Regions from separate parts of the Mus musculus genome. Here regions 2, 3, 4, 5, 6 and 7 are each linked to region 1. The links are chromatin loops, found by intact Hi-C in ENCODE. Cell type or tissue: heart. All regions are shown on one strand. Region 1 overlaps Bola3 (bolA-like 3 (E. coli)). Region 2 holds the start of Gm21284 (predicted gene, 21284). Region 3 has its middle 39 kb from the start of Clec4f. Region 4 overlaps Actg2 (actin, gamma 2, smooth muscle, enteric). Region 5 overlaps Gm21284 (predicted gene, 21284). Region 6 holds the start of Tet3 (tet methylcytosine dioxygenase 3). Region 7 overlaps Cd207 (CD207 antigen).

Region 1 (4,000 bases):
GGATGAACTGTACAGAGACTCCAACAGTGTGAGCAAAAGTCACTGCTTCTGAAAGGGGGCACCTGAAGCATGGCACATCTGTTCTGAGCAGGAGGCACCTGTGAACTTTAATTAACTCTAAATAGACAATGTATCTCCCATAATTATAATATAGAAATGTCTATGAACAAAAAATAGATATTTTTGTAGGTGGGCAGGGATTTTCTAAAATACTGCTGTGAGCGAAGTGCACTCCAGGTTTTAAGCGTGAGCAGTCAGTCAGCTGTCAGCACTTGGGGACAGAGGTGAAGATCCGAAGGCCGTGCATGCCCTTGATCTCTTCTTTTAGTGCCTGAGGAGAAAGAGACACCATGGTCAGTTCTTGTGACTTTACGTTGGCTGTACAGTATTCTACATGGCTCTGTCTGAAGGATACTTGCACGTATTTTAAGCAATTTTTTCTTCAAAATATTTTTTGCCTACGTCTGTGGTGTGTGTTTGCATATGTATAGGGATGTGTGTATGTGTGTGTGTTTGCATGTGGGGGGGGCTGAGTATGAGTGTGTGCGTGTAGGTGTGTGTAGGTGTGTGTGTGTGTATGTATATGTGTATGTGTGTGTGCGTGTGTGTGTGTGTATAGGCCTGAGTGTGACTGTTCTCCACTTTATATATCAAGGCAGAGGTTGCTCTAACCCTGGAGCTTACCGTTCAGGCCAGTCAACTAGCCAGCCTACTCCAGGGACTGCCTGTTTCTGCCTTCCAGGCGCTCATATTATAGGAGGGCTACCATGGTCACTTAGCACTGACAGACCCTGGGTGTGTCCCCCACATCTGTAACACCAGGATCTAGCTCTGTGGGTTCTGGGCGTCACACTTGCACACGAACGTTTGGCCTCGAAGCCTCTTTGCAGTTCCCCGTTGCAGTTCTGTGTGTGTTTGAGGCAGCGTCTCACTACATCGCCCTGGCTGGCCTGGAACTTGCTATGTAGAACATGGTCCATTCAGAGATCTGCCCTCCTCAACCTCCCCAGTGTCCGGATTAGAGCTCAGCACCCAGCTCCCTTTACGATTGTTTTCATTCAGTAATTCTTAAGTTTGTTGTGCAGCACACCTCAGCCCAGCTGCCAGGGTGAGGCCAGGTGGCAGCTTGAGCTCAGGAGTCCAGTCCAGCAATAAAGGAAGACCCCAAACCAAGACTTAATCAAAATTGAGGCCAAGGCTGGTTCAGCAGTTAACAGCACTTGGTGCTGCAAAACTGGAGTAAACTGACTAGTTGGGTTCTGTAACTCTATTCCTGGGGGGACTCTGACTCCGTCTTCTTGCCCCTGAGTACACCACGCACACAAACATACATGCAGGCAAAACACTCATCCACATAAACTAAGAATGAATCCTCAAACGTAGAGAAATGAATGGGAAGGCCACCTGATGCTGACCTCCTGCCTATGTAGCTGACCTCTGCTTGTGACCTCTGGCCACAGCGAACACATGTGTGCACACACACACACAACATCTGGGCTGTAGGGATAAGACAACACTGAGTACCCCTGGTCCAAAGTCAGCAAGTGAGTAAATAGGTCAGGGTATAGACCCAGATGTTCTGTGGTCCTGGCCACAGCAGGTGTCAGTTGTTCCTATCTGACCCTGCTGTTGTGCTGGGAGCCCATGAGCCATGCTCTGTACTCACAGGGAAGCCTCAACTCTGCAGATAAGAAAAAGCCTGGAAAAGCCTATCACACAACTGGGCGCCTTTCCTCGGCTTGCTGCAGGCCCACGCTGCCCCCTAGTGGCTAGTTTTGTCTTTGCATCTGTGCTAATATGGGCCGCAGGGAGGATACTTGGGGGCTCTGCAGTCCACTGTGCACATTCCCTCCTGCCAGCACCTCCCTCTGATCTCTGGGAAGCCTCCCAAGGCCCCTCAACCCACGTTAATGTCACACGTTACCTGCTACAGCCACAGGAGAATCATGGCATCATGATAGCTAAGGACACTGAGGCTCTGGTTGGGACCTGGGCTTGGTTAAAGTACCCTAAGTCATGGAGGAGCAGTCATGGGGCTTCAGATAAAGTGCTGCATTCAACCCCCAGTGCTTGACAACAAATTTTAAAAGTTCAGGGTTAGCCATGGTGGAGCACGCCTTTAATCCCAGCACTCGGGAGGCAGAGGCAGGAGGATTTCTGAGTTTGAGGCCAGTCTGGTCTACAAAGTGAGTTCCAGGACAGCCAGGGCTATACAGAGAAACCCTGACTCGAAAAAACAACAACAACAACAACCAAAAAAAAAAAAAAAAAAGGTCAGGGTTCTCTTCAGTTACATAGTGAGTTCAAGGCCAGCCTGGGCTATGAAACATTGACTCAGAAAACAAAGTACTATGGGGCAAGGAGATGCAGCTTGAAGGCCAATCATTGATGCAGGCCTTTAATGCCAGCACTTGGGAGGCAGAGGCAGGCTGATCTCCGTGAGTTCAAGGCCACCGGTCTACTACATAGTTCCAGGACAGCTAGGGCTATACAGTGAGACCCTGTCTAAAAAGGATGCATCTTAGATAGACACGTTTGAGCATGGCTGTGCACAGTGTTATCATGGATATTGGGGACACAAAGAAAAAGGCAAGAGGCACTGATGAAGAAATAATAGAGACAAAAAAAAAAGCAAGAGTTCTTGCTAAGCAAGCCTGACAAATCTGAATCTGACCCCCAGAACCTAGGTAAAAAGGGCAGAACTGTAATCCTGGCATTCCTGCAGCAATGTAAGAAGGGAAAACAGGGAAACTGCCTAGAGGTAGCCTGGTGTACACAGTACAGTTATGGAGGCCTTACTATGTCAAGCTGTGTGGGTGCTCACCACTCCCAAGAGCCTTTGGGGCATGCACGATCCCAGTTATTGTGTTACAGATTAGGAAACTAAGCCACAGGGAGGTTGAATAACTTTCTCAGGGTCACAACCTAGAAAGTAGCAACTCTAGCTGCAGGCCAAGGCATGCATGGTAGGGCCCAGAGTCCAGTCACACCAGGCAGCCTGTGTCAGAGAACACAGCTCAAGTGGCACAGGCTGTGGGCAAAGCCATCAGCCAGGTCTTCCCAGTCTAGTCTACCTGTGCTCTAAGTCTCGAGACCACGCCCAACTGCCTGCTGCCCTATCACAGCCTGCCTGGGGGCTATAGGTGCCAGAGCCAAGGTACAAAGCTATGAGGATGGCAAAGGGCCGACAGGTGTCAGGAGTGCATGTAGCCAGGACGCAGGTCAGAATCGGCAGCAGCTGGAAGCAGGAGTTGGAGGGTAGGTGACACAGCAAGCCCGGTGACCTGAGTTCAATCCCCAGGCCCCACAGGGTGGAAGCAAGTTGTACTGTGGCCATGTGTGCTGTAGCATGTGTGCCCAGCCCTGATCATAGTACAAAATACAAACTTTCAAGAAAGAGGGAGTCAGAAGATGGAAGGGCTCTGGAGCCCAGCCATGGGGGTAGGAAGCAGCTTTTGAGTTGGTGCAGAAGGGAACCTAGGCCAGGGCCTCAATCAGGGTCAAGGTCCAGAGGACGAAAGAGAGAGCAACAGGAAACAGCCAGCTGGGAGGGTGACTGCAGAAGGAGGGAGACACCTTCAACGACAGTAAATGATATGTGACATCAAGGTCAGATCTGTTCTTTTCAAAAAACTAAGCCAGCTGATTGCACACAAGACCTCCATGTGTGAAACCAAACCCAGATGTCCAGAGGGTGACTTCAGAGAAAAAGGCCCAGTGTCAAAGTCAGAATGGGTTCCCACTGAGGAACACACACATGCAGAAATCTACAAAGAACCATTTAGCACTGTCTATGCTTGCAAATCCTCTCCATATGTGACCGCAGAAAACACGTGAGTGGGCCAGGCACACTGGAACTCGTCTATAACCCTGCACAGGACGGAGTGGCTAGAGATCATGAGTCCAAACCAAGTCAGCATCAGACGGACATCCTATTAAAAATCCCTGGCTAGCACAGGTTAAGGCCATACCTCAGTCAGTAGAGCACTTATCTAGTACG
Region 2 (4,000 bases), 210 kb before region 1:
CCAACCCACAGTGCCCTGTTAATGACTGTGTTCCTTGTACCATCAAATTGCAGGACAAGCTTGGTTTTCTTTTGTTGTTTTTTTTTTTGGTTTTGTTTTTTGTTGTTTTTGTTTTTGTTTTGTTTGTTTGTTTTTTGTTTTGTTTTGTTTTTTTTTACCTGTGTCAGTCCTCAAATCAAGATTTGGGTGTTCATGAGGCCAGGAGGGATAATTTGTTGATCAGAACCTGTATGTAGTGTATGTAGTGTTTTATTTTCTCTAATGTTTTGTTTGTCCATTTCGTATTCTGTTTTTGTTTTGAGACAGGGTTGTTCTTTGTAGCCTTGGCTGTCCTGGAACTTGCTAGGTAATCTAGACTGGCCTTGAACTCAGAGATCTAACCTGCCTCTGCTCCTCAAGTGATAGGATTAAAGGTGTACTCCACCATGGCTGCCTCTTTGTCTAATTTCTTGGGAGGTTTGTGAGAGCTCATCCTGTTCTGACCGCTGGGAAGCTGCGGCCTTGGCTTTGATGTTACCTGTCTTTTCTCTTCTGTCTCAGAACTTATTTGTCCAATGTCTGACCATGGGGATGTGAGCCTCCCACCCCAAGACCGGGTGAGGATTCTGTCCCAACTTGGGAGTGCAGTTGAGTTAAATGAAGACATTCCACCCCGTCGCTACTACCGCTCCGGTGTTGAGATCATCCGCATGGCGTCCGTTTACTCGGAAGAAGGCAACATTGAACATGCCTTTATCCTCTACAACAAGTACATCACGTAAGACAGCTACCGTTGCCTTTTTGGGTCCTGTGCCTGGCATCCCTTGTGCTCTGCCCCTGTGCTCACCTGTGGTTCTCACAGTTGCTGACAGTGGGGTCCTTGACACTGTCAACCATTGATCGGGTTCCAGACAACTTTCACGTGTGAGTCATCCTTGCCATTCAAAGGCACAGGGACAGAAGGTGGTGGTGTTGGACTTAAGAGTTTCCTGAGTAGAAGGCTTGGTTCTCAGGCTGAGACTGCATGTCCCAGTGGTTAGACAAAAGAGTTAGCCGGTAAGCGGGACGTGTTTGCATCGGAGAGTGTTTTGACTGCCCTTTCTCTGCTCAGGCAGGTGGTTACAGGACCACTGCTGGTGTGTGGCAGAGCCCAGGTTCCTGTGCTCACCATGGGCCTTCAGAATGGCATAGGGAAGAGGTTTCCTTCTTAGCCACTGCTGTAGTCACAGCCTCCAGGTGACTCTGGACCACTTGCTGTCTGTGTGACTCATCACAGTGAGACCTTTCCTGGGCTGTTAGTTCATCACGCTTGGGAGGGCAGCGTAAATACAAGATCTCAAGGCGGACCCCAGGGAATGACTCCCAGAGCCCCAGCGACAGGAGAGGTGTGTGGTTGAGGGAGGGGATGGTGTGGTAAAGGTCGTGCTTGTCACGTCCAGTCCTAAGTTTAGTACAACAGGACCTGAACAGCTGCCGGTGACTCAGAGGAACTTGGGGGCTCCAGAGGGTTTTCCCCCTGGTATCATCTCACTGATCTTCATGGGGTGGTGTGTGCAAAGCAGGTGCATCGCCCCCCACCCCCATTCTGTTCCACAGAAGAGCAAACTCGGGCTTAAGAATGCGCTTGGGTTTCAGCTTGCAGTGACACCTCCAAGGTTTTACGGCTCATGTTTCAAGTTTCCATCCAAAGCATGGGTTTGTTTGTTTTTTTTTAATTTTCCATTTAGACTTACAGGAGGCAGTCTGTAGAGACCATAATAAACCTCCCTCCCCATTCCTGTCCCTACAAGAGACACTCTCCCCAGCCCCACGTGTGTCCTCCCAGACAGACACACGAACATCAGTCATACCATGCCGAGTTTCTTATCAGTGCATCAGTCAGGACACACCAGGCTTGTCAGCCTCCTCAAGCACAGTCCTGACAGGGTAGGGAATGGTTCTGTGCTGATTTCTGTGGTGGAGGAAGTTCGCAGCTTCTCTGGTTTGTGCCCACTAGGTGCCAGTAGCACCCCTCCCTTAGCTTTGGCAAACTTGAGTGTCTAGATTCGTCTAGGTTGTTTTCGTTTGTTTCCTTGTGTACAAAAGCTGGGCAGTGGTGGCGCACGCCTTTCATCCCAGCACTTGGGAGGCAGAGGTAGGCGGATTTCTGAGTTCAAGGCCAGCCTGGTCTACAGAGTGAGTTTCAGGACAGCCAGGGCCAAAATGAGAAACCCTGTCTGGAAAAACAAAAATAAAAAACAAACAAACAAAAACAAAAAGGAAGAAATCCTTGTGTACAAAAAGAGATGGCTAGCTGGATTTAGACCATTAGTTTTACTTTGCCAAACCCTGCAATAGACAGGTTGGTGTCTGTTTGATTGGTGGTAGAGGGTGTTATTTCTTTTAGGGTTTTGTTTTTTTGTTTTTTTGAGTGTTTTGTTTTAGTTTTTTAGGTTTTGGGGGGAGGTGGGTTGTTTTTTGGGGGTGGTTTTGTTTTAAGACAGGATCTCTCAACATAGCCATAGCTGTCCTAGAGCTCACTCTATAGACCAAGCTGGCCTCACACACAGGTGCTCTTGCCCCTGACTACTAGGATTAAAAATGTTCACCGTCACGCCCAGCTTAGACAGCTCTTTGTAGAGATACAAAGTAAAATCATGAGGAAGTCATTGAATGGAGATAAGAAGTGTACTGTGTTTTAGGGGGGCAAATTCTAGAGCAGGTTTTTCCATAAAGAGATCTTGTGAACAAAGCCGAACCTAATGGGGCATGCATTGGCTGGGGCATGCATTGGCTGGGGCATGCATTGGCTGGGGCGTGCATTGGCTTGGGCATGCATCTCGTTTGCTTGATTTGTTGGCTTTGGGGTTTGATGTGGGACTGCCTTGTGCTGACTGAGCCTGAAGCAGGAGATGCAGCTATCTTACCTTCAGTGTCCGCCATGGCACCTGCATTGCAGACCCTGATTCTGAGCCTGTGAAATGACAGGCGGGTGGCTGCTGAGAAGTGCTAGCCCAGTGGGGCTCAGACTGGTTTTCACTTGATGTCTTCCTGCCAGGTTACACCAAGTGGCTCACTTCACCAGTTACTACATACAGCGGGAGTGTGGGGGAGGGGCCTGGAGGTAGGCATCTACATCACCACCCTTCGGCCTCCCCCACTCTTGAGAATCTTGTTCTGGACCTTTCATGGATGCTTTAGTTCGGGATTTAAAAGGCATGTCTGTCCTTCCTCCCAGCGTGGTTCAGGCATCTTAATGACATCAGGCATATCTCCCCTCTTGGTAGTAGTTTTCCTGCTGAAGGAATGTGTTGCCTTTTGCAGACCCCAGTATAGAAGAAAGATCTCCAGCATGTGGGATCAGTACATACTTTCATGATGAGCACAGACAATAAGGCAGCCTGTGGATTCTTTCACAGCTTTTTATGGGCATCAGGAGGCTGCACAGGAGGGACTCCGAATAGTCAAGCAGCCCTGGTGTGCTGTACTGTGTGAGCCTCCTCCAACACAAATCCTCCTTCCGAAAGTTAACCATCACCCATATTGAAGGCGTTTACTGGGATTGGGGTTTATAGACCAAAGAAGGGCTCTCCCGTGCTCAGGCTTTCTTCTTCCATGATTAACTTCAGAAACCAGAAAATATGAGATAAGGATCCTTAGTGCATCTTTTATTGACTGTCCTCATGACTTTCTGAGTGAACTGTTTCTATACAAAAATACTTGTTCATGATCATTTTCCCTCAGACATTAGAAGGGAGGAATTCAAGTTAAAAAAAATTTTTTTAATGGCAGGCTAGAGAGATGTCTTATGGGTAAAGTACTTGTCACGCAAGTATGGTATTCAATCCCTGGAGCCCACGTGAAGGAAGGATGGAACTGACTCCACAAGCTGTCCTCTGACCTCCACATGTGCACTGTGGCACATGCAGGGCTGCATGCACGTGCATACACACACACACACACACACACACACATATCACACACATGAATAATAACAATAATAATGTCCCATATGGCACATGTAACAACACCTATGGACTTG
Region 3 (4,000 bases), 260 kb before region 1:
AATCACTTACTGGGTGGGCGGGGCTTCACTGACTGGTTTGAGAGGGTGGGATTGAGAGCCCTAGGGAATTGTGACAGGTTGTTTTTCTCTTTGCAGGTGAGAGGAGTACCACATAACACACGTGATCATTCTCATGCAGAGCGGAGGGTGTGACTATTGTCACACACTGAACAAGGAAGAGCTCTTCTTCATTCAGGAGGAATTCCGGCTCCTACCCTAGGCTGGATTCATATAAGCAAATCTGACCTTCCCAATGGTGGACTCTTCTCTTGTACATTGGAGAGTTTTGGACAGAGTCAGTCCATTCCAGATGATCCTCTCTGAGCACATGCAGTTCCTAGTGTTCTAGCGTTAAGTCAAAGTAGCATTTCCCAGGGCTTTTACAGCTTTTCTGATTGTATCTGTTACTCAAAGTAATTCTTCAAAGTTGCAGTCCCTTGTGAGTCTGGGTGGTATAAAGTAGCTGGCCTAGGATGTAGGAGATCATGGCATAGAGACCACGCACTGCAGAAGAGAAACTTTTAAATGAGCCAAAGGAGTCGTCCTGATGGCTGTATTTTGTCTCTATGGAGCAGCACTTGCCTTCGTTCACACCCAAAGTACTCACTCCTACGTGCATAATTCCAAGTGTTTGCATGTGCCCTGCCTTGTGGCTGTTCCTGCAAACATCACAGTCAGCAGAAACAATCTGGGTAAGGTCAAGTGAAACTCAGGTTCAGCCCTACTTCAGTTAGCCCGCTGGGCCAAATCTTCCGGGGTCTGACATCAAGCAATTTATATCTTAACACTTTGAAACATAGTAAAACTTTGGGGAGGCTTCCACGTGACAGCTATCACAACGGAGCTTCATGACAGCACTTCATGTTAAACCAATTATCTGTCCCAGCTCTTCATTTTTGCTTTTGTTAAAAAGTTCCAAAGGAGCAAAGCATTCTTCAGGGCAAGCTTCACTTCAGATTTCTGCGAGAGCGTGAAGTAGAGAACAAATATGCGCTTAAGTTCCGTAACCACATGATGGAGTTCTTCCAGTCCCAGTGACACGCAGAAAAAGGGCAGGTTCCACTCTTCTGGGATCTCTGTCACAATCTCTCTTCCAACGCTGGGAAGAAAGAAAACTGGCTTCCAGATAAGTGTAAAAGTTGTATGTTACCCGTACATGTGTGGGTGCACATAGTGTGTCCACATGTGTGCAGAGGGAGATGAGAGGAGAGCAGGCAGTGGTCGGGATCCTCTCAGCTCTGACTGACTAGCACTCAGGTTCTTTATACAGGTTTCAGAACTAAGACAGACTAATGATTATCCGAGAAGTACAAATTATGTGTTTGATTATTCACTACATGCCCAAGGTTACATGTTCAATAGAAATTAGAAAATACAAATAATGTTATCAGCCTATAACGTCAATTCAAAGAATCTAAAGACTGTCTCCTCCAAAGCAAGCACGTATAACAGCCTGCTTTCAGGCTGGCAGCTTTACAGCACTCCAGACAAAACATCTGGGCCAGGTTTCTTATGAACAGCAAAGACTAACATCTAACTTCGTTCACTATGTGTCATCACCTGTGCTGTCAAGTAGGGAAGGGTTATTTTAATCTAATTTACTGAGTTTTATTCTTCCATGGTGTACCCTGGACGACTCCCTATCTTTATATTTTCAGAGACTTCTTAAGTGTATTGTAAAGTGGAGCCTTGAATCCGTTACCAGTTCTGGCGAGTCAGAGTTTATCAGTTGTCTGTCTGCCCTTCACCAATTATGCTGTTAGAGTTTGCTCAGGGGCAGACACCTGGAGTTCTGGCCTCATCTGGCTATGTGCTTATCTGCACTTAATGATATCCAAGGCAGAAGGACGACTTCCAAATAATGGCCAGATGAAGTTAATTTTAGGATTTTCCTAAAAAGACTCAAACATAATTTTCTCAGGAAAAGACATAAAATGAATCATAACGCAGAAGGTCCCCAAGAATGCAACACGCAGAGGCCAAAATGCAAAAGTTGGAGACAGGACAGCAATTGCAGCAGTCTGCTTAGCTACGCTGGAACTGTGACAAGCAGCTGGCTTCATGACTCTCACCATTTCCTGTGGATGTCGCTGTGCCACCACAAAGTGTCTCACTTAAAGGGAAGTTCATTTTGGCTACCCTAACTGGCCACCAAGCTCTCAGAATCTGCCTGCTATCCCCCTTCACCTCTATGCTGGAGTTACAGGAGCATGCAGCCATGCCTGGCTATTTACTCCGGTGCAGGCTATTCAAACTGAGCTTCCCACACTATCAGAGAAAGAACTCCTACCACCACACTATCGCCAAGCCCGCCCTAAGTTTGAAACATACTTTTCTGTAGTTCATGATGTCAGAACACGCTATCTTGTCATGATCTCCTCTGACATGCTTCCAAGTGAAGGGATTACACAATGCCTTCCCTGAAACGTGTTCATGTATATATTTCTGTGCTCATTTGTGTCCCGCTCTTGAGTGAGCTTATAACGAGAACACTAAAAAGACATGTTCCTATATATCTATTCTGAGCAAACGTTCAGAACGTTTTTGCCCTCACAACTTTTGCACATCTTCATTTGCAAATATTCATTGCAATGAGTCACTCTTCTAGTTTGAGGTCTCTGGCTTCTGTGATGTTGGGGTCTGAAAATCCAAAACAACTCTGTCACAAGAGTCCAGCAAAGCAGGGGCTTTATTTGAATTAAGTAGCAAAAGCTGACTAGTGAGGGACAGCAGCACAGACTGGGGATCTGACACTATCTTCAAACATTCATCTTAAGTATTTAAGCAGATGACAAAATTTACTATACTCGGACCGCTATTGATCGATCAGGACCACAGCACAAACTCAGGATCTAAACCGCGACCCCAAGCCAGATTGTCACAAAGCTTTTAAGTTCAAAACTCACAAGTATCTGTGCCAATTTTGCATCAATCAGACTCCATTGTTCTTTCATGGTTAGGAACAATCATGTTTTGGGGCAACAAAAAGTAAGGAGGGAATTGGCTAGCCATCTGGAAAGATCCCCTGTAGCCTGGGAACTTGAACTTAATTTTACTTTACGATCAAAATGGAGTCTGAAATCCAAGCGGCAGTACTTAGAAGTCTCATTTGTTTGAACCCAGTAGTAATACCATCAATATTGGATCCTCATCAGGACTCCTCCCAGTTATTCTGTTGTTGCCCTACACCATGAAGGTCCTGCAGGTTTGGATCAGCAGGACTGGCCCTTTCATGAATCCCAAACATTCGCAGATATAGATTTTGAGATAGGGCAATGTAGAGCCCTGGATCTGGATCTGGGTGGTAGCTGAGTTGGTCAGCATGTTGGCTCTTCCTTATCTGCACCACCAGGGCAAGCTCTCCAGTCCTGACTGCTTTGGCTAGGCCACACAAGGTCGCCACTGGTAGAAGGCAGGGTCAACTCTCCTTCTCTTGTGCCCTTGGGCCCAGCTCACCTGCACCCGTGCCTCCAGAGCCAGCTCCACTGTGCTGCCCAGTCAAGGCTTGGGGCCCTACGAGAGGCTGGTTCACCCATGCCTTCCCCGTTAGGGTCAGCTCCATTGTGTTGCCCAGGAATGTTCTCCCAAGTGCTACAGGTAGTGAGGGGGCAGGGCTAGCTAGTTCTCCCACTCTCATACCTGCCCCCCCCCCCCGGGACATCTCTCCCAAGTACCACAGGTGGATAGGGGCCGGGGCAGGGCATCATCCCTACACCTACTCCACCTCATGGTAGAAGACTGGTAGGGCCAGCTCTCGCTCTCCATCCTCAGGTCTACTCACTTGTGCCCCCTCTGTCAAGGTCAGGTCCACTGTGCTGCTCAGGTGAGGTGCAGGGCCTGCTCTCTCTCCCAAGTGCTATAGCTGGTGAGGGGCAGAGACAGCTCACCTGTTCTCAAGACAGCTCTCCCAACTGCTGCAGGTGATGAGGGGTGGGAAGGGGAGAGGGCATTGTCCCCATGCCGCCTCAAAGCAGACAAGTGGCAGTCCAGCTCTCCCTTG
Region 4 (4,000 bases), 160 kb before region 1:
GCTGTCACTTCAAACTCTCAGGAACATTCTCTAGACCTTGACGAGGTAACTCTGATCTACTGACCACTGTGATTGCAGTGTCCCCTATGATGCTTCTCATGATGACAATTAATCTCAGGGAACTTAATGGAAAGGGGTCTCATTTGTCTGGTGACACTCCTGGCTTCTGGTCTTCAAATACTCAGAGAGATCTCTCAAGGATTTCTGGGGTCTTTATTGTTAGTAGTTTGGTTTTTTGTTTGTTTGTCTGTTTTTTTAAGAATTGAGGGCTTAAAAACTTAAAAAAAAAAAAGCAACCAGGCATAGTGGCACAGGCCTTTAATCCCACACTTGGGAGGCAGAGGTAGGCAGATTTCTGAGTTTGAAGCCAGTCTGTCTCCACAGTGAGTTCCAGGACAGCCAAAGTGACATAGTAAGACCTTGTTTTGAGAAGGATTTTTTTAAAGTGCCTGCCAACCAAGACTGAAGACCTGAGTTCACTCCTCAGAACCTGCATGAAAGGAGAGACCTGACCGGAGTAGGCTGATCTCAGACTTCAACAGAAGTATCCCAGCCTTTGTTTACCTCCACCACACTCCACAGCCCCCACAGTCAGTCAGTCCGTCAGTCCATCGTCAGTCTAGTTTAGGGATAGATTGGGAGTACACCTGTAATATTAACACTAGAAAAGCAGAGGCTGCAGGATCAGAAATCCGGTCATCCCCAGCCACACAAGCCTTCAGTGCCAGCTAGGGGTACGTGAGACCCTATCTCAAAAAAAGAACTAACAAAAACACTTTAGGCACTTCAAAAATTAGAAAACGCGTTGAAGTTCAAAGCTGTCTGAAATGTGGAAGGGATGAACAATGCATGCATAAAATGAGAGCTCTCTGGATATAAGTGGTCATTGCCAAAAAAAAAAAAAAAAAGCTCAAAAGAAGGTTTAAGTGGACTGGCACAAAGTTGAGAATGGAACCAACTGAACCCAAAGTATCCATGCATCCAAACCCCGGGCAAAGGCCAACAAGGCTCTCTCTACTGATTTTGGTATTGGTCAGCTGTTGCTGAGTAACAAACACCCACAAAATCTCAGTGGCACATAATAAGCATAGTTGCTTGCAGCTGTGCGTCAGCCGAAAGTTAGCTAATCCAGGTCAGCTTTGGGCAGACAGCTCTACAGGTCTGCCTAGCTCGGGTCAAGCCCTGCATCTCAGATTTCAAGGCTAGGGGTGAAGGACTAGCAGCTCCTACAGAGAAGCCCTTTTCGTAGAGAGAAGAGGTACAGAGAGTATGACTAACTATGCAAGGACACTTCTGTTTGTGTCATAGTTGCTAGCATCCCATTGGATAAGGCAATACATGGCACAGCCAAAAGTCCCAGGACAGAGGAACCCTCTCTCTATGGAGGAGATGGGATGTGGCAAGGTAGAGAACATTTTGAGTGACAGTCTAATCATCTTCCAAGTTTATCTTATTGATTTATTTTTATATTTATTCATTTTACATGTGTATTTGCCTATATGATGTACCGCATGGTACCAGGAAGTTTCTGATCCCCTGGAACTGGGGTTACACGTGATTGTGAGCTGCCATGTGGGTGCTGGGAACAGAATTCAGGTCCTTTGCAAGAGCAACGAGTGATCTTAACCACCAAGCCAGCTTTCCAGTCCCTAGCTTTCATTTCTGACCACAAAGGCTACCCTTTTTCAGCAACGGGCTAAGAAGATTTCTGGTTTCTGGTCCTCCTTGCTCATTTTTATTGTGTTGTTTGTCTGTTTTTTGAGATGGGATCTTGTGTTGATCTGGATGGTTTAGAACTCTTCTTCTCATGTGAGCACCTAGTTTTGAAGCTCCCCAGTATCTGAGATCATAGCATGCAAAAGTGTACCCCATTCTTATACACTGTCTTGGGGGATGGTCATAATTTGCCACATTTTCTCTTTGCAGATTATCGCTCCTCCTGAGCGGAAGTACTCAGTCTGGATTGGCGGCTCCATCCTGGCCTCTCTCTCCACCTTCCAGCAAATGTGGATCAGCAAGCCAGAGTATGATGAGGCAGGGCCCTCCATTGTCCACAGGAAATGCTTCTAAAGTCAGAGGGCCTTCTCTGGGGATCCCCACAAGACTGCTGTCACCAGCCACAGATCATTAAAACCTTCAAGCCTTATTTCTCTGTGTGAGGCTCTTTTGTTCCTGGATGCTCCTACATGTGTGTCTCACAGACAATGCTAAGGGATTTTCAAGAATTATTATTATTATTATTATTATTATTATTATTATTATTATTATTATCCTTCTTGTTAGATGTGTATGGGAGTTTTGCCCGTGTTTCTGGGTGTTACATGTGTGCAGTACCCAAGAAGGACAGAAGAGGGCATTGCATCCCCTGGGACCTGAGTTACACATGGTTGTGAGTTGCCATGCAGATTCTAGGAATTGATTTTAAGTTTTCTCTAAGAGCAACCAGTACTCTTAACCACTGAACCATCTCTCTAGTCTGTTGTTGTTGTTGTTGTTGTTGTTGTTTTTGTTGCAATTATGTGTTTGTGTGGGTATATGTGCATGTGATGAGTGCAGGTACCTACAATGATCATAGGGCCACATGGAGCAGAAGTTACCGTTACTGTGAGCCACCAAACAAGGATGCTCTGTGCTAGGCACCAAGTTCAGATATTCTATAAGAGCAGCAAGTGCTCTTACTCACTGAGCCATCTCTTGAGTCCTTCATGACACATGTCTAATCCCCACACTGCTCCTTAGAAGTAGGTGCTATAATTATCCCCACATCACTGATAAGGACTCACATTTCTGAAAGTCTGAGTTTCTTATTCTCACCTTATGAAAATAAGATGGCATTGTAGACTAACTTTGGTGTCAAATATACCTGAGCTTCCTTGGTTCTAGGAAGTCTTCCCCAAGACCTCAACTCCTTTGGGTTTCCATTTATGGAGTGGCCCTTGTCACAGCTAGCTTACTAGCAACTAGGCCATCATGCTAGTTAGTATTGAAAGGCCCTCATTTCTGCTGGATGTCCTTTTCTTCATCTGCCTAGCCTAGTTCTGGCCTCCATGCTCCAGAAAATACAGCCTGGCCCCTAGCCATTGCAAACATATTCACTTAAAGGCAGTGGGGCCGGTGGCCAAGAGGAGAGACCTTAAATTCTTGGACAGTAGCTCACACTTGAGTTCTTGTTGAGAACATGTTTGAAAGACTCCTTGGAGGAGCACAATCTGAGAATCTAGCTCCCAGAAGCAGATCCTGAAATCGGGATTTGTAGGGGAGTTCACCCTGGGAGCACAAAAGCTCTTTGACCTGTGTGTGCTTCCTCAGGGACTTCTCTATGGGACTGGCTGCTGGAAGGCAAAGCTCAGCATACATACAACACACACAATGTACACATTACACTACGGTACGTACATACAACACACACAGTGCATTCACTATATATATCTCACAACACACATACAGAGATTCAAGGACAGGTAAAGACTGACTGACTCTGGAAGAATGCTCAGGAACCTCCACATGTCCACCTCAGGGGAGAGTGGACAGGCTGACTAGTCCCACCCTCCCCATCCTCCGTATCCATCCAACTTCCTGTATCTCCCCTTTACCCCATACTTCTATTTCTCTACTTGAAAAAAAATCACAAAAAATGCCATCCTAGGTTATTCAAACTTTCAATATGTTGATAGAATACAGACAGACAGACAGACAGACAGATAGACAGTGTCTATCTATATGAGTATATGCATATGTGGTGTGCTGGTGCGTGGAGGGTGGAGGGCATCCAGTGCCCTCCTCTATCATTTTCTGCCTATTCTTTGAGGCAGGACCTCTCCCTGAATCTGTGGTTTATGCTTTCTCAGCTAGCTGGAGACCAGCAGGCCTCGGCAATCCTCGTGTCTTCACCCACCTTAGAAATATGGTTTCAGACTATGGGAATGCCTACAAATTTAGCAAGTGACATTTTCCTGGAACCTGAACTCCAATCCTCATGATGATGGATCAAGTGATCTCA
Region 5 (4,000 bases), 230 kb before region 1:
AACTGTGGTGCTTTTGAGTAGAGTGAGAACTCTGCAAGTGGGGATGAACCTCGCAGATGTTAAGTCAAGGAAGTTACATACCTAACCACTGCATTTGAAGACAGTGAGACCCAAGCAGTGCTGAATCATGGCAGGAGGCACACTTAGGGGGTGTACGCTAAAAACAGTGAGGAAGGGATGGTGGGAGCAAGAGGGGATCAGTCTCAGAGGAAGGAAGTGGGAAAGGTGGACCAGGTTCCTGCCAGGGTCCTGTTTTCTTCTCTAAGTGGTGTATGCACATGGCTGTTCAGCGAGTCATAAACTACATTGTTAGTCTGTATACACTCACAAGTAAGCTATAGTTAAAGATATTAGCTTTTAGATAACTAAAGAGCCAAAGAAAAACAAAGGTGAAGTAAATAACACTCAAAACCTTTTTGATCATGCATTTTCATAGTAAATAAATAAAATAAATTTATGAACCCTGGATGCTGTCCCACAGGGAGTAGTGACTCTGTTCTTAGCATTTCCCGCTCTTATTTCTCATATGCTGATCTGAAAAGACCTAATTCTTTGCTTGATTCTTCTTCCTAGTCATCTCTACTGTTGAGTTCCTCTGCTCTGTCAGGTCATTGTGCAAGAAAGGGATCTAGAGAGGTGGAGACAGACAGAGAGGGGGTTGACATACAGGAGAGAGGAGGAAGAGGAAGAGGAAGAGAAGGGAAGAGAAGGAAATAGGTAGGAAAGGATGAAAGGATCTCGAGTGTGGGAACGAGGAGAATGAGGGCAAGGACTAGAAGAACAAAGATGACGATGACCAGAATGTCTAGGAACAGAAGGAGGAACACACACTCTAGAAGAGGAAGGAAGAGTTGTATAGAGGAGAGGAGAAGGGAGAAGAGACAGAAGGAGTGAAAGAGAGTCAAGGAAGGAGGGGAGAGAGAGAAGGAAAGGGAAGAGAAAGAAGGAAGAAAAGATGGAAAAGCGGGGGAGGATACTTGGGAGCCTCTCTACCTACTGCACATCTGCTTTTTCTTATTTCAGAATTGGAGTGTTTATACTGACACCTTTTGGATTGAAAGAAATATCATTCTGCCCACTGAGAGAGTTCAGTTCCCACAAACAGGACACACCTCTCTTCTGCATACCTGTCCTTGTACAAGAAATGGAGGCCAGGTTCCCAGCCAGGACACTGAGCTGATAGGTTCATCACCACACTTGGAAGTTCAGCCCCACCACTCCCCTTCCAGAAATCCATAATGACCGTGTATCTAGGAAGCAGTGGGCAGTGGGCAGTGGAAATGGGTTTTCCCTGGTTTGCAACCTGGTTGTTTACTGTCCGTAAGAGCACTGATCCTTCCCACCCCTTTTACCTGGTATCTGGTGGTACTGGTACTATGTCCTTTTCAGGGCTGTTGAGAGGATGGTATCTGGTGGTACTGGTACTATGTCCTTTTCAGGGCTGTTGAGGGGATGAAGGAAGTGAGACTAAGGTACACTTTAGGGGCATGTGCTCAGCATGCTTGAGGCCCTGGATTCCATCCCCAGTAACATGGGGAAAAGAAGTAACAAAGTATGGAATCCACCAGCTTATTCAATGCTTGTTAAATGTTACTTTGCTCTTCATCAATTCCCAGGATTAAATCTGCTTGTCTGGCTTGCTGTCAAGGGTTTTGTTCCATGAAGCCAAGTTGCCAGCTCCCCTTTTTTTTTTTTTTTTTTTTTTTGTTTTTTAACAACACACTGAGTTTAATTGTGGTTTCTTGCATGTACACGCTTGGGGGTCCTACTAGGTCCTAGGCAACTTCCCATTCTCTACACCCCTAAAGAAAATGACTCTTCTCCCAAATTAACTATCAATAGTTCTGTGCGTGCTAAAATGCCGAAGGGCTCCACCTTGTGGAGCTTTAGTGGAAGTAACCACAGTGTCTGAGCTTCATGAGTGCAATGGCCTCCTGCTGTCCAGAAGAGACGTTGTCACAGCACTCCTCCCCAGCCTCCATGCATTCCAGCATGCAAGGAGCTATAGATTGTTTGGCGGGGAGCAGCACTAATCTATGGACATGAACATAAACGTGTAGGGGGCATTTTGACAACACGTGCATTTAGAAAAATGACAGTATCGAGTTTCCCCCTGGGCCTTTATGTCCCAGCGTATGAGCTTAGGACCAGGTTTACAGCACCAGGCATGGATTCCGTCCTGTGAAATTTCCAAAACTCATCCAGACAGTGCTTGGTTACCGTCCTAGCTCTCAGGCCATGATTGCATTCATGGGCATACCGTCTCCAGCAGGTGGGCATTGCAGCATACAGAATGGACTGCCGCAGAGCGCTGATGACTGTCTTCTCCCGGCAGTGTGCTTACCGCCATCCTGCACAGAGAGAGCTGGGCAGTAGGGAGGGAGTGCACCAGTCAGTTTTAGCTGATTTCTCTATGTGCCAAGACCAAGCTGTGGTGTCCTCGACAGTAGGGTCTTATCTATTTCTGGTGGGTAACCAATAAAAAGAGTACTAGCCTGTATCATTTTGGAAGCCTCGGGCCTCCCTGACTAAAAGAACACTGGGGTCATCTCACACAGGGTCTGGAATTTTTCTGTGGTAACCCATGGCGGGTGGAAGCAGCCTGAGAACAGCATGCAGTGCTCTCTCACGGGCATCTTCCCACTCGCTTTCTCCTTATGACTTGCCATCTTCAGCTCTGCAACTCCACTCCTGCGCTAGCTACTAGAGAGTTCACGCTGATGGGGAACTCCCGATGAGGGCAGCTGGCAGATCTGAAGAAAGTGTCCCCACGCCCGTGTCCTGCCCCACTCCCAATTACTCCATACTCTAGTTCTGTGCTACACTTCTTGACCAATCAGGCCCAAGACCATCCCTACCTCTGTGCCTGTACCACACCCAGTAGAGAGAGCCCTGGAGGTCAGAGGATAAACTTGGATGATGTTTTTCAGGCACCTTCCAATTTCTGAGACAAGGTCTCTCAATGGCTAGAAACTTTGCCATATGGGCCAGGTTAGACACGGTGCCTGGCTTCTCCGTGGAATTCAGAGATCCAGACTCAAGTCTTCAGGCTCCTGAAGTTGAGCACTTTACTGACTGAGCCTTCTCCTCAGCCTCACATTGCCTTCTCCTCAGCCCTCCATTGCCTTCTGAGCCTCCCCAAAGCCCTGCCTGTCTTGCAGTCTTCCCTCTCAGATCTGCTGCAGATCTCAGGACTGCAGTCTCGGTCCCCTCACCCTGTCTATGCACCTTCCAGTGCACCTCTGGAAGTCACCTGAGCATTCACACCCTCAGCCATGGCTCTCCCAGCTCTGAGAGCTTTCTGCACAGGTGCTCTGGCCAGCTTCTGTCTGGCCCTGTCCATCTGTCTGGACAATAGCAGAGCCCCTACATTATCTGCTTTAGAAACCGTCTTTGCTACCAGAGAGTCAATTTACCTCATGGGGCTGTGCCAGACAAGGAGATGGGTCAGCTCCATCTTAGTCTCTGTGGCTGGGAGAGACAGCTTCTCATGTCTGCTTCCTCCTCTGTGGGATGGCAGTAGCTAGAGGAGACCCTCGTGGGGCTGCTGTGGGAACGGGAGCCACTGCATAGGACCCTGCCTGGGCTCCATCAGTGTGATTCCCAACTTGGGAGTTGGAAGCAGAAGAACTGGAAGCCATCCTTCATGACAGCAAGTTCAAGGCCAGCCTGGACTACATGAGACCCTCTCTCTAAAAGACAAGTCACTATATAGGATGGACTTAGAACCAAGTTTTCCACATGGACCCCACCATGCACGTGTCCTGTGCTCACTGTGTAGAAAGAAGATGGGCTGACTCCCTACTCACTGCACACAGAGTTCTCTCAGCCTGGCCCTCAGCAGATGGAGACGATGCTGTGGAGCTTTACACTGCGCACACAGCTTAGTCCAGGCGTCTCTGGTCCCTGTCCTGTGCTGTGGCTCCCAGCCCTGCCTGAGTGGCAGCTCCTCTGTGGTTAAAGCACACAGGGCCCTGCACTGGCATTTCCTTGTGACTCA
Region 6 (4,000 bases), 100 kb before region 1:
TAGGATGAACTGAAGCATTCAAAGCTCCCAGGAGACAGGGAGCTGCAGCTCGTGGTCTGCAGCTGTCAAAGAGCCCTGCACACAACTTTGGTTCTGCTCATCATCTTCCTCAGCTGCTCATCTGGCCTGAGCAGCGTGGGAAGAAAGCCACAGCACAGAAGGCTGGAAACCCCAAGGCAGAGACCTGAGAACCTGGACTTCATGTGGGGCCCCTGAAGGATTTGGGCAGGCTGGACACTCGTCAGGGTAGAAGCTTGGAAGCCTGTGGATCTTTAATGTTTCTGGGGTACTTCATCGGTTGGCGCTATTGACCTGTTTCTTCTTCCTTCAACACATGCTGATCTGGTGTTAGGTCTGAGGTGACAGAGGAGAAAGAACAGGGTGGCCCTGGCCCTTCAGAGCTGGTCTGGTGTCTCAAAACAAAATATGCAAACAGTTATAACACTGATAACTGTTCTCTGGGCGGAGTGTGGGTGAAGTGGGAGGAACTCTGGCATCTGAGTTCCTGGAACCTTCTTGGGAGAATTGGCATTTATGTCCAGACCTGAAGGGTTTTCAAGAATCTATGAGATAGAAGGGCTATGTTGTAACTCAGTCCTGAGAGTTTAAAAAAAAAAAAAAAAGACCATTTGCATCAGACAAATTGTGCCTGCTTGCAAGAGACCATCAAGATCCAGCTGTTGACTGTTGATATTTCCATACAGAAGTTGGGGAGGGTAGGGGGTTATTGGTCCTCACCTGAGCTTCAAGCCCCTCCTTCCAGCCATTTGTAGTCAAGTCTGCCCTAATTGCAAACGGGAGGTGCTAGAGTATATAAGCTGGTGAAGTTATCAGAAGGGATTTCCCTGCTCCTGGCTGCCGATGTCATCATTCCTGTTAGGTGAAGTACAGCTGCTGCTTTGGGGTCGCACATGTTCCTCCCAGAAACCCCTCAACAATATGCTGTAAGTGAGTCCAGTACTGTCATGGGTTCCCAGGGTTAAACCTTGGCGTAACTGTGCTTTGGTTTGTTGTTGGGACCTTAGGAGGAAGGAGTAAGCTTTTACTTCTCAGGGAAGGAAATCTTGAAACAGGGGAGCAGGGTCAAAGCAACAGACCTTGAGACATGAAGTTCCAGAGAGAGAAGTGACTAGGACGACTTGCAAGGGGGGTGGGGGTGGGGGTGCGAGGGGTTTCTCTTGCCAGGCCTGGCTCCTTCCATTTGAGTGGCTCAATTTATGTCTCCTGGCTTGGTTGCTCTTGAGCTGATGTGCCCCAAGGCTTATTCTGACACCTCTTTCATCTCACCCCCTGACCCCCTGAGCTCCTCCACATCTGAGCTCTGCTTATGAGCTGGGTAACCTGCTCACTCCACACTCCATACGTTGGTCATAGGCATCCCTTGTGTTCTATCCTGGTGTGCAGCACACACCAGCATCCCATCAGGTTACCGGAGCCAAAGAGGTCCATGGAAGGTGCAGGATAGATTGGTTAATTGTTGCCGCCAATTACCCGGAGAAATCACAAATTGTTCTGTTCTGCTTCTGATTCCACAGCGCAGTAACCAGCTGACCTAATGACAATACTTAGCTCACAAAGCGGCTCTATCGTTAACAATAAGAATCATTTGTCACTCAGTGAAACCGATATTAAGTACTTTATCTGGGTGCTCTTGAGAGATGGTGTGTACCCAGTTCAAGGTTGCCAGTGCTAGAGGCGAGTCTGGAAGTCAGACATCTCTAATACTCAAGCTATTTTCTTCACCTCACATCCAGCCCGTCTATCAAATAATAGGCAAGCGAAAGGAGGATGGTAAATTGCATTATCTGCAGGAGTGTAGCCACGTAAGTGACATTAAACATTTTTAATCATTCACCTATTTTTTAGTGTGTGCGTGAGTGCATATGTGTGCCAAGTCCACAACTTCTCCATATTGCTGTTTCTACTCTTCGCTCCTCTGGGCAGAAACTCTTGGGTACATCCAAAGGCCGTGGTAGGAAGTAGCCATGCTCACCACACACTCGGCAGACAAGCTGGACAGTGGAACAGGTTGTCAAATATCAGGCATGCCCGAGGGAAGTCCCAGACAACTCCGGCAGCTTCAGCTAACTGCCTACGGCTTTCTGGACAGCGAGTGTTGTTTGAGATCAGTTAACCCTCCCTACCCACCCGCAACACACACACACACACACACACACACACACACACACACACACACACACAGTGGGCCAAATGCTCTTTTTCCAGTTCTAGCTGAGATGTTAAGTTCAGTGGATGAGGACGCCTGCCAGGTACCTGGCTGGGTGAGCACCGCCCAAACTGGTCGGGCTAGTTCACCCAGTGTCTGTTTCTGCCATGACTTGCCCTTGTGTAGGGAGGGTACAGACCTACCCTTCTCCACAGCAACCCGGTAGGTGGAAGGCAGCTGTGGGCATTAGTCTGGCAGTCAGATCAGAAGGGTGGAGCTGAATTAATCTAACCTGGAATTTCAACTTGGCCAGTAACAACAGGTGAGGGATGGGGGAGAATTAGCACAGAGAAATGGACAGTTTGGCAAGTTGGAAATACTCTTATGTCTTGTCCCTTACCGCCTGCCTAGAACACAGCCCAGGGTGACTTTTTCAAAGTGTCTGCATTATTTATGCCTCGGTGAGGACTTGGGCCCTCGGTGACTGAGCCCATCCCGAATCTGCCTGGGTTCCTCTCTGCGACGCGCCCCTTCCCTCTCCTCTGGGAGGCAGGGCGGGGGTCTCGGACTAGTCTTTGTTTTAGATGTGCAACAGAGCCCGAGAGCAGCGCCTGGAAGGCTGGCGATGGCAGAGCCGTAGGGTCGGCCAGGGCAGGGCGCTGGGTTGTGACCCTCATGCGGATGCCGTGCAGCGGGCGCTCGGTCTCTGCCCTCGGGCACCCACTTCTTGCCGGTCAGGCTGACTCGGTACGCAAACGCGCGATGTCCCCTATTGTCCTGCCTCGGCCTGAGAGGCAGCCGAGGAGGAGAAAGGGGGTCGGTCGGGCTCCGGGGCAGTCGGGCGAGCGTGGGGCCGTCCCGAGCTCGCAGGGAGTGGCAGGAAGTGGGGACACCCAGGCGGCTGGGCCAAGGGCCTAGCTGGGGAGGTCCGCGCCCCGCCCCGCCCCTCCTCGACAGCTTGGGCTGCGGGCCCCGCCGGAGGGCAGGGAAAGGGCCAGCCCGCGGGGACAGCCGCGTCTCAGGAGGGCCCCTCCGTGAGGCCTGGGGAGGCGCTGCAGGTGCAAAACCCGGGCGGCCCGCGCGCGCCTCGCTCCCTCCCCGGGAACTCCGCTCTTGCGCGGTCCCGGGCCTAGCGGCCAGCCTCGGCGGGACCGCACGTGCGCGCCCTCCCGGGCGGGGGAGTCCCCGGGCGAGCACGTGCCGCGGCGCGCGGGGGGCGGGGAGTCCCGCGGCCGCCTTCATTGCTCCTGCTGCTGCTGCCGCCGCCGCGGCCGCCGCCGCTGCTTCCTTCCTCCTGCGCCGTCCCCTGCTCGGCCAGGGCTGGGGCGGGGGTTGGGGGGGGGGACTCCGCGCGCGCAGCGAGCTTGGCTGGGCTGGGCGCTCCCGCTCCCGGAGGCGCACACCTTGGGCCGTGGCGGTGGCGGTGGCGGCGGTGGCAGCGGCAGGCTGGGAAACTTTGCCCCTTTGTGCGCTCCGCCCCGGAGGCGGCGGGCAGGTCGGTGCAGCCGGTGGCTTTCCGGCTCCGCGGTGGGGGAGGGGCAGTGCGTGGGGGGAGGGGCGGCTCGGGGACCGTGGCACGGCCATGGTGGGCGCAGCAGGGTAGCCAGCGACCCGGCAAGGAGCTCCGGGTGGCCGTGCGGTGCTGCCGGGTGGGGGTGGCGGGGCGGGGGCTGCGGTGCAGCGGGAGCGGAGCAGCCGAGGCCCCAGAACAAAGGAGCCGGAGCGGCGGCGGCAGTGGCGGCGCGCGCAGCCTGGCCTGCGCCCCAGCGCGCCCCCTCCCCGCACCCCTTGGTGGCGCGGGTCACCCTTCTCTGTAGCCCGCGGGGCTCCGTC
Region 7 (4,000 bases), 320 kb before region 1:
TAAGTAAATGAGATCAGCCTGCAGGCTGACCAGGGGCCGCGAGCCCCTACCTGTTTTGAGCAGTAGTTTGGGTCTCTACACTAAGGTGCAGAATGTAGAAGCATTGGGAGTCTAGTCTGCCCTGGCATTCTGTGTGGCCTGAAAAAAACCACATACTTGGTTTGGAGTGAGTGAGTTTATTAAATATGTAGTGAGCTAAAAATAAAAGAATAAACAGGGGCTGGAGAGATGGCTCAGCAGTTAAGAGCACTGGCTGCTCTTCCAAAGGTACTGAGTTCAATTCCCAGCAACCACATGGTGGCTCACAACTATCTGTAGTGGGGTCTGATGCCTTCTTCTGGTGTGTCTGAAAACAGCTACAGTGTACTCATATACATATAATAAATAAATCTATCTTAAAAAAGAATAGACAACAAATGATGGATGAATAAATGATTGATAGACACAGAGAGACAGATAGATAGGTGATAGATTGATATAGCAAAACGTCAAATTGGGCATTAAAGCCTCTAGCAGAAACCCACTGAGGAAGGCCCACTGAGGCCTTCTGATGGATTTTCTGACAGAGTCCCTGAGGAGCAGAGGATCACTTAGGGTAAGGCTTTCAAGTAAAAGAACAAACAGCAAATGTGATGACTGGAAGGTGGTGTCATCAAATCAGGAGCTTACAAACATCCAGCAGAAACTGACTGGGGAAGATGAGGCAGTCCACTGGAATTCCAAGTTGAGCTTTCTCTCCATGGCTGGACTGTTCTGTCGTCTTCCCTCCTTGTCACAGAGCCAGGGGCCAGCCTGTCTCCAGACAAAGTGGGCAGAGCCTCACTGAGCTCACACGGAGACATCTTACTAATATAACATACGTTTCACTTGGCCTGTACCTTGCTGTTTCCCATGATGCTCATTACTGTGAGCCAGGGCCCAGGGTGATGGTCCCCATGTTCCTGTCATATCTTCCTTCCCTGCCACTGTCCCTGTCTAGCCTCAGAGGCTCTATTCACAAATCTCAGACTTTTAGGGTCCCAGTGGAAGGGTCCCAATTCCTGACACTGGGAACTCAAGGACCCTGGAGCCTGGACTCATTCACTGTTGTCCCCAGGATCCCATTGAACACCCCATCCCATCAGGACAAAGCAGAACCCGGAGCACCGCGGTTACCTCAGCCCCTGTTTTCCAGGTGACATTCTGGAGATGGTGGCTCGAGGCTGGAAGTATTTCTCGGGGAACTTCTATTACTTTTCACGCACCCCAAAGACCTGGTACAGCGCAGAGCAGTTCTGTATTTCTAGAAAAGCTCACCTGACCTCAGTGTCCTCAGAATCGGAACAAGTGAGTGCAAGCATCCGGCCCTGCGAAGGGGCATGCCAACAAGGCTGGGCAGGAGTTTGCCACAATAACAAAAAATCCTTAACTGTGCACCACCTAATGTGTGCTGTGGGGGTGTGTGAATGTGTGTGTGTGTGAATGTGTGTGTGTGTGTGTGTGTGTGTGTGGTTTCAGTGCATATGTGGAGGCCACAGGAGGATATCCAATGTCTGCTCTATCACTCTGTTACATTCCCGTTTCCCAAGTACTGCCTAATGGGCTAGCGAGTTCCAGCGACCTTCTGTCTCTGCTGGGGTTATACGGTTGCTGGGATTTGAAGTAAGATCCTCGTTCTCATGCAGCAAGTACTCCTGCCCACTTGGTCATTTTCTTATCACCCCCTACCCCTCAGAGTTTACTTCTCATGTACACTATACATCTTGCAAGGGATAACAGGTCTGCTTGATATGGGTATCAAGGGCCTAAGCCAAAGGAGGATGTGTGTTATTTCAACACACATCCAAAGTTGCTGAAGCAAGGGGACGCAACAAGCTTCACTGGCTTTTAAAGCTCCTGCTTTAGTGTAATTTCTGCTCACGTCTCCAGGGAGAGCCAACCACATAATCAGCTAGCTTCAAAGAGGGCCAGGAGGGGGCGCTCATTCCACATGGCAGACAATAGAAATCCTTGTCACTAAGATGCACCAGGTTGTAATAAGCCTCCTTCCTGGTGATGCAAACTGTAGACCAGGCTTATTAATCCAAGAGACAGGAATGGAGCAGTTGAAGGCCCAGGGTCTGTTCTAGCTGAGTGTCACGTTCTGCAGAAAACTTATCCTTAGGGAAATTTCCCAGACCCTCTTTTAATTGGATTGGTGAAATAGTGCCTGCCAGGGAGAATAATGGAGGTCTTCTAGTGTCCGGTACAATTAAGGGCTCATGCAATCTAGGTACTACATTCAGGCAATCCCCTTGATATCCGTTGTCTGCAGTTCAGTTGAATCTTCAGCCTTTTTTTTTTTTCAACACAGGGTCTCAGTATATAACTCAGGATGGCCTTGAACTTTTGATCCCTTGGCCTCAGACTCCAAAGTGCAGGGATTACAGGCATCTGCTGCTGTGCCTGGCAGGCTCAGTCTCCCATATCCTCTAGCCCCTCACTAGAAAGCATGAGTTCCAAGTTTGTTAGCTGATAAACTGAGAGCAACCAGAATTGGAAGCAGGCTCTGGGTCCAGGAAGGGCGCCGAGAGAAGATGCTGCACCTGCAAATCGGCAGCTCTCATGGGGCATCATTAGATTCAGGGCTGTGCACAAATGAAGAGTGCCCACCAGGTAGATACCCAGAGGAGTGGTGGGGGCTGGGCCTCTGCTCACTTACTCTGTGTTCCCCACAGAAGTTTCTCTACAAGGCAGCAGATGGAATTCCACACTGGATTGGACTTACCAAAGCAGGGAGCGAAGGGGACTGGTACTGGGTGGACCAGACATCATTCAACAAGGAGCAAAGTAGGAGGTGAGTGAGTCCGCAGTGCCCTCCTTCTTAGCCTGGCTTGCTCCATGGTGAATCCCCATGAACACAGGGCTCTGCTTTGTCCTTGTCCTTGCACAGTGGCACTACTGGAATGGAGTGGAGCTGTTTCTGCTCATTGGTACCTGGGGCCAGTCAGGGACCTCCGTGTCTTATATGGCTTGATACCCAGCCTTTCTGCCTAGCTGGGGTGAGGATCTGACCCAAGTCCAGGCCTATGCAGTATAGACTCATGGGAGCCTTGAGAGATGCAGGCTAGGGGCACAGCAGGGAGCTTAGAGTTGAGAGCCACCATGTGGTTGCTGGGATTTGAACCTCGGACCTTCGGAAGAGCAGTCAGGTGCTCTTACCCACTGAGCCATCTCACCAGTCCCGAGCTTAGAGTTGAAGGACTATTTCAACTCTTAGGTCTTTTTAGGTTTGGGAGCAAAACCTTGCAGTGTTGTCAGCCAGGATGAAAACCGGGGTTAAAATAACTTATCCGAAGTTTCATTTATTTATATTATTGTGTGTGTACGTGATATATGCGTTACATGTGTGTAAAGGTCAGAGGACAACTTGTCCAGGTCCGTTCTTCCTTACCATGTGGATTCCGGAGATCAGCCTCAGGTTATCAGCTTTGCTTGCAGGTACTCTGACCCACCGAGCCATCTTGCTGGCCTCTAAAATAACCGATTTTAAAGACAGCATCTCGTGTATCTCAGGCTGGCTTGAAAAGCTGCTTTGTAGCTTAGGTTGACCTTGAACTTCTGATACTCCTGCTTCTACCTCCTGAGTGCTTGGAGAGAGGCATGTGCCATCGTGCCCTGTCTATTTGGCGCTATGGATAGGATTCAGGGCTTCCTTCATCCTACAGAAGCATTCCACCAGGTGCACAGAGTGTCTTGCTTTCTTTTCTCACTTGATAGGTTCTGGATTCCAGGTGAACCCAACAACGCAGGGAACAATGAGCACTGTGCCAATATCAGGGTGTCTGCCCTGAAGTGCTGGAACGATGGTCCCTGTGACAATACATTTCTTTTCATCTGCAAGAGGCCCTACGTCCAAACAACTGAATGACAGATCTGGCCTGAGCTCGGCATCTGTGGGGCAACAGTGACCTGGCTGAAGAGATGTCTCTCTCCCTGAGGCTCCAAGATTGCTCTGTACTTTACGTTTTTTTCTTGCTTG

Evidence for each region. A loop is a pair of places that touch in the nucleus more often than their neighbours do. Peaks named below come from ENCODE experiments on the same cell type or tissue, not always from the same donor. Only the 100,000 strongest peaks of a DNase experiment are listed, where the experiment ranks them.
Region 2: it touches region 1 in a loop (2.6-fold over the local background); 13 of 42 quality-filtered maps call a loop at or near these places.
Region 3: a loop joins it to region 1, with 6 times the contacts of the local background. A loop is called at or near these places in 3 of 42 quality-filtered maps.
Region 4: a loop joins it to region 1, with 6 times the contacts of the local background. A loop is called at or near these places in 37 of 42 quality-filtered maps.
Region 5: it touches region 1 in a loop (2.8-fold over the local background); 7 of 42 quality-filtered maps call a loop at or near these places.
Region 6: a loop joins it to region 1, with 2.6 times the contacts of the local background. A loop is called at or near these places in 4 of 42 quality-filtered maps.
Region 7: it touches region 1 in a loop (9-fold over the local background); 26 of 42 quality-filtered maps call a loop at or near these places.

What each region holds. Positions count from the first base shown.
Region 1 is chr6:83,354,478-83,358,477 of GRCm38, reverse strand. Bola3 (bolA-like 3 (E. coli)) reads right to left here. Exons shown (of 4, transcript NM_175277.5): 4 at 1-331. The coding sequence ends at 266. Among named protein-coding and RNA genes, the nearest start is that of Bola3, 7.0 kb to the right of the region's middle. In heart, no CTCF peak of the experiment used is centred here; a DNase peak (open chromatin) is centred at 1,757; H3K27ac peaks cover 391 bases.
Region 2 is chr6:83,567,060-83,571,059 of GRCm38, reverse strand. It overlaps Stambp (STAM binding protein), which reads left to right. Exons shown (of 10, transcript NM_024239.2): 2 at 541-757. The coding sequence starts at 555. It overlaps Gm21284 (predicted gene, 21284), which reads right to left and starts at 3,021. Exons shown (of 8, transcript NR_078345.1): 1 at 2,886-3,021. In heart, a CTCF peak has its summit at 1,965 (motif pointing right); no DNase peak of the experiment used is centred here; H3K27ac peaks cover 332 bases.
Region 3 is chr6:83,614,783-83,618,782 of GRCm38, reverse strand. No RefSeq gene overlaps it. Among named protein-coding and RNA genes, the nearest start is that of Clec4f, 39 kb to the left of the region's middle. In heart, a CTCF peak has its summit at 2,074; a DNase peak (open chromatin) is centred at 2,102.
Region 4 is chr6:83,511,055-83,515,054 of GRCm38, reverse strand. Actg2 (actin, gamma 2, smooth muscle, enteric) reads left to right here. Exons shown (of 9, transcript NM_009610.2): 9 at 1,927-2,146. The coding sequence ends at 2,070. Among named protein-coding and RNA genes, the nearest start is that of Dguok, 6.1 kb to the right of the region's middle. In heart, a CTCF peak has its summit at 2,343 (motif pointing right); a DNase peak (open chromatin) is centred at 2,334.
Region 5 is chr6:83,580,995-83,584,994 of GRCm38, reverse strand. Gm21284 (predicted gene, 21284) reads right to left here. Exons shown (of 8, transcript NR_078345.1): 6 at 2,221-2,365; 7 at 1,353-1,441. Among named protein-coding and RNA genes, the nearest start is that of Stambp, 10 kb to the right of the region's middle. In heart, a CTCF peak has its summit at 1,894 (motif pointing left); no DNase peak of the experiment used is centred here; H3K27me3 peaks cover 942 bases.
Region 6 is chr6:83,455,951-83,459,950 of GRCm38, reverse strand. Tet3 (tet methylcytosine dioxygenase 3) reads left to right here and starts at 3,559. Exons shown (of 12, transcript NM_001347313.1): 1 at 3,559-3,662. In heart, CTCF peaks have their summits at 3,199 and 3,961; DNase peaks (open chromatin) are centred at 2,380, 3,240 and 3,360; H3K4me3 peaks cover 1,998 bases; H3K27ac peaks cover 2,214 bases.
Region 7 is chr6:83,671,572-83,675,571 of GRCm38, reverse strand. It overlaps Cd207 (CD207 antigen), which reads left to right. Exons shown (of 6, transcript NM_144943.3): 4 at 1,175-1,326; 5 at 2,697-2,815; 6 at 3,739-4,000. The coding sequence ends at 3,889. Among named protein-coding and RNA genes, the nearest start is that of Cd207, 4.3 kb to the left of the region's middle. In heart, a CTCF peak has its summit at 1,955 (motif pointing right); no DNase peak of the experiment used is centred here.